Linked DNA regions of Homo sapiens: region 1 is linked to region 2. A link is an interaction called in ENCODE POLR2A ChIA-PET data of the cell type or tissue named here. Cell type or tissue: PC-9. All regions are shown on one strand. Region 1 overlaps PPP2R5C (protein phosphatase 2 regulatory subunit B'gamma). Region 2 overlaps DYNC1H1 (dynein cytoplasmic 1 heavy chain 1).

What was found. ChIA-PET counts read pairs that join two places held together with the same protein. Peaks named below come from ENCODE experiments on the same cell type or tissue, not always from the same donor. Only the 100,000 strongest peaks of a DNase experiment are listed, where the experiment ranks them.
Region 1: POLR2A ChIA-PET joins it to region 2 with 16 read pairs; 5 of 35 experiments call an interaction of 5 or more read pairs at or near these places.

What each region holds. Positions count from the first base shown.
Region 1 is chr14:101,919,545-101,922,044 of GRCh38, reverse strand. All of the region lies in intron 15 of PPP2R5C (protein phosphatase 2 regulatory subunit B'gamma), which reads right to left. Among named protein-coding and RNA genes, the nearest start is that of DYNC1H1, 44 kb to the left of the region's middle. In PC-9, no CTCF peak of the experiment used is centred here; no DNase peak of the experiment used is centred here.
Region 2 is chr14:101,979,296-101,981,795 of GRCh38, reverse strand. DYNC1H1 (dynein cytoplasmic 1 heavy chain 1) reads right to left here. Exons shown (of 78, transcript NM_001376.5): 3 at 2,304-2,477; 4 at 1,822-2,077; 5 at 1,246-1,432. Among named protein-coding and RNA genes, the nearest start is that of DYNC1H1, 16 kb to the right of the region's middle. RefSeq lists an enhancer at 687-736. In PC-9, no CTCF peak of the experiment used is centred here; DNase peaks (open chromatin) are centred at 945 and 1,395; H3K4me3 peaks cover 723 bases; H3K27ac peaks cover 2,500 bases.

The DNA of each region.
Region 1 (2,500 bases), 60 kb after region 2:
ACCTTCCGTCTCTCTACACCTTCCTTACTTGCGTGGTTGACACTGCTTTTCTCCCGACCAACTGTTAAAAATGAGAATTGCAAACATTTAAAATGTCTATAATATAAATGTTATTCACATGATATTTGCTAGTTTTCTTTGAATGTTCTGTATAGGGTTATACTAGTTTCTTGAAGGAAATGTAAATAAAGGATAGGTAGATACATGGTTGAATTTCTCCACAAAAATCCAGCCTACTCCATCCATCAGCATCAGAGCCTGCTTCCCACTCTCCAGCTATTCCTTCAACTACCTCTCACACCTCTCCCTACCCAACACTCACATCATCTCAAAGAAATGTGAAATTATTTTGGAAAAATAAAGTTAGCTGAAAATAAAATTAAAAGGGCACTGAATATAATCAAATGACTATATATAAAAACCAAAAAAGCTTAATTTTCAGCTATCATTTCTTACGTCAATTTGGTCACCAAATTGTGCACGTTTTTCCTGCATCCCGGTACCTTTTTTTTTTTAATTTTCAGAGTCCGAGTCTGGCTCTGTCACCCAGGCTGGAGGGCAGTGGTGCGATCATAGCTCACTGCAGACTTGAATTGGTACCTTCTTTTTGCTTTAACCATAGTGCTTTCAGAATTTCCAGAAAACGACTCCAAACATTTTTCAACTTAAGAAAAGTTTATTGGCTGGGCGCGGTGGCTCATGCCCATAATCCCAGCACTTTGGGAGGCCAAGGCAGGCAGATCACTTGAGACCAGGAGTTTGAGACCAGCCTAGCCAACATGTTAAAACTCCATCTCTGCTAAAAATACAAAAATCAGCTGAGTGTGGTGGTGCCGGTAGTCACTGCTGCTTGGGAGGCTGAAGTGGGCGGATTGCTTGAGTCCAGGAGGCCGAGGCTGCAGTGAGCCAAGATTGTGCCACTGCATTCCAGCCTGGGTATCAGAGCAAGACCCTGTCTCAAAAAAAAAAAAAAAAAAAAAAAAAAAAAAAGCAGAATTTATCATTTCAAATATTACACCTAGAGACTGCACTTCATAAATACCTTCATCTGGATAGGTTGAATTCAACTGAATTCAATTGATTCAACTGATCCACAGAAATCTACAAGGAGTCAGGCCAGGCACAGGTCCTCACACCTGTAATCTCAGCACTGCAGGAGGCTGAGGTAGAAGGATCGCCTGAGCCCAGGAGGTTGAGGCTGCAGTGTGCTGTGATCACACCACTGCACTCCAGCCTGGGTGACACAGTGAGACCCTGTCTCCAAACACAAACAAAAACTATAAGAAGTCTTGGAATTGCATAGTATTATTAGTCTTCCAACTTTGTTCTTTTTCACAGTTGTTTTGGCTACTCTAGATCCTTTGCATTTCCATGTGAATTTTAGAATTAGCTTTCTCAACTTCTTGAGGATAAAAAGCCTGCTGAGATTCTAATGGAGAGCACGTTAATCTGGGGAAAACAGACATCCCAATGACTCTTCTGAGTCTTCTGACTCAGGAACATAATTCATAGAGATCTAAGGATGAGGTGAGGGAATCACTGTTGTAAGAATATCAGTCACACAGGAAACCCGGTGACAGAATACAATTTCAAGAGTTGTGAAAACAAGGAAGCAGACATGCTACAGGAGTTCTCCAAGAACTGTCCTGCCTGTGTGTGTATTTACAAGTAGACACGTGGATGGCCATAGGACTGGTTCCTTCCTGTCACTGTATAAGGTAACCCTCCCAGGAGGGGACGTGCCCCTTTCTAAGGGCAGTGGACAGACCAAGCAGTTGGACGTTCTGGGGCCCCGAATATCACACAGATACTAGGCCTGACTTTCAAAGGCAGCTTTACTCAGGAGAGAATGCTATTTTGGTTTGCATTCTTGATCAAGTTCTTGATCTACTACAGAGCAGGACCTAAATTGCAAATATGCACACACCTTTCAGGTACATCACATTTTGGACCTAGTTTATTCTTTGTCTAGCTTTAATTCTGACCTAAGTCAAAGGCTATACCAAAAATAAAAATTCCCCAACCCTAAGCTATTTAATGTGTAAGAATTGGTTTTTTTTTTTTTTTTTTTTTTTGAGACGGAGTTTTGCTTTTCTTGCCCAGGCTGGAGTGCAGTGGCACCATCTTGGCTCACTGCAACCTCCACCTCCCAGGTTCAAGCGATTCTCCTGCCTCAGCCTCCCAAGTAGTTGGGATTACAGGAACCTGCCACCAAGCCTGGCTAATTTTTGTATTTTTTAGTAGAGATGGGGTTTCCCCATGTTGGCCAGGCTTGTTTCAAACTCCTGAGCACAGGTGATCTGCCTGCCTCGGCCTCCCAAAGTGCTGGGATTACAGGCGTGAGCCACCACACCCGGCCAAGAATTGGCTTTTTAACTGTGTATAGCCTCGTGTCTTAAAAATGAACACGTGGCCACAAACTCCCAGGCAGGTTCCCTCACAGAAGAGACACCGACTGTGATTTCCTTCTGTGTGCAGTAACAAGGTCAACTTAACAAGT
Region 2 (2,500 bases):
CTTTGGCATAAGATCAAAAAAAGTATTAGGAAAAAAACAAAAGTTTCAGAGGTGTTAAAAAAATCAAAGTATACATTTCAGCATAGTGAATGCGCATGTAATGTGTGCAATGTGATCTAAGTAACCGGAAGGTTTCTACTTACAATTTTCTCTAACATTTAAGATGTGGGTACCATACGTTTTTTGGGGGAAGTGAGAACATGACAACTGCTATTGTCTTAATTACTTGTTCTAACATGTCTTTTGTGAGCACAGAGTTGAACAGAAATGCCTAATAATGCCTCGTGTTCAAACATTGTAGACCTAGTACGTGCTAATGCAGCTCAGTCAAGTTACAAAGTTTTTAAAAGAATTTAAAAATAATTGTAATAATGACTGTGAGTGGTAGCTCACACCTGTAATCCTAGCACTTTGGGAGGCCAAGGCAGGAGGATTGCTTGAGACTAGGAGTTTGATACCAGCATGGGCAACGTGGCAAGTCCCCATTTCTACAAAAATTCAAAAATTAGTTGGACATGGTGGTACATCCCTGTAGTCCCAGCTACTTGGGTGGCTGAGGTGAGAGGATGGCTTGAGCCTGGGAACTCCAGGCAGCAGTGAGCTATGATTATGCCACCACATTCCAGCCTGGGAAACAAAGTGAGATCCCATCTCTTAAAAAAAATAAATTTTAAAAATTTTAAAAAGAAAAAAACAAAACAAAACAAAACAAAAAACAACATCACTGGCACTGTTCTCCACTCAGAAAACTAAATTCATTTTGGCCACTTGTCAGAATAGGGAGGAAGACAAAGAAGAGAAAGGGGCAAGTAAAAAGAGGAAGAGAAAGTGGTACTGACCAGTTCTTTTTCCACAACCCTCTGGGCAAATAGAACTGCTTCACTTAAACCACCTTCTTGCCTGGCCTGTCAAAAGCATACCTGACTTTGTGCCAATTGTACAGCCGACTCGTGGAGATGACTCATGGAGCCCAGCAGTGGGGAAACAAGAAGGAATCTGTGCTCATACCTAGAGACTGTTTCATGTTCTTAAATCCCCTGAAGGGAAAGGGGAAAGCTAAGTGTGTAGGAGAATAATTTTCATTACTTGGAACTGAGGGAAAGATAAGATGTGATGTAAGAAAGGAAATGGTTAAAAACGACAGTACATCTGTGAAAACTATAGTTTTCATTTAAATTATCAAGTAAGATCTCGTAAAAGCCAGATCAATAACTTACTGATCAGATTATTAGTTCTAGTTGTTACCTGTGTCAGTGTCAAAACTGACGGTGGCATGGAAGCGCTTGCCATGTTTCAAGATATCCAGAGTCAGGAGAACTTCCGGGCTCTCCCGTTTCTCCTGGATGCGGTATAACGCACGTTCCAAGTTTAGCCAAAAACTAATTTCCTGTAAGGCAGTTCCTGATGCAGGATCTCGATCCAGTTTGGTCACCTTTGAAAATAAAATAACACCCAAGGGTATTCACTATTTAAACAAGGTAGAATAGATATCGTTAACAAAACACATGCATTACAACTCAATTTTTATATTTCAAGTAGATTTCCTTCCCTGTAAATCAAAAGTGGCTTGATTTGAAATCAAAGGTATACGACTGCTGAGATTAATGCTCTATCAGGGTGACTACTCAAGCAATCTCACACTGTCCCCTGACCATTCCACCCAGACCAAGGCTAGTCCTGCACTGGACAGTCCCAGGACCAAGAGGCGGCACCACTAACAAGTTATCACATAATTTACCTCACTTACAAAATCCAGATCAGTTTTCCCAAAGATATTAAAGAGTAACATATTTTACATAACTTTCAATCCTGTGCTCTTACTTTTTGAATTTCTCGGATCCAGCGGTTAACTCCAGATTGTAACTGATTAAGAAATGTTGGGTCTTCAACCTTATCACCAAAGTCTGTAACTTTTGGCTTTTCTCCACGCTCATAACACTGTTTTGCAACATTTGTGATCATTGGATGAATCGGCAGGCTGATCTCCGGAATTTCAATATTTTGCTGCAAGTGAAGGAGTCCCATTTCGAGTTCTGCAATCTTCTTTTCAACTGAAGGAGCCATTTTATCACCATCCCTAAAAACAGATTTCATACCTCAACATTTAGTGTGCTATTGGTCTCCAAAGAGATCCCATCATTTCAGGTCTGTCAAATAGTAATGACACACATATTTATTAATACACAGGGTTTATATCCCCTCGGCTCACTAGCGTTACCCTCCCAATTCCCAAGTTTTACACCGAGTTCTATACTATCTTGTGAACATTAAGTGAAATATAACATTCAAACCACAGTTTTTACCTGTCTGCCTTGCCAGACTCTCTAATGTAGGACTTAAAAAAAGGAGCCACTGCATTGCTAATGAAAGAATGCAAAGTTTCGTAGGGCGAGTCTTCACTGAGTGTAAGGACCCGGAGCTGAGAAGACACGGGTTTATCTGCATCAATCACGGGAGTACGTTTAATGAATGCCAAGCTAAAAAGAAAAATAAAACAAGA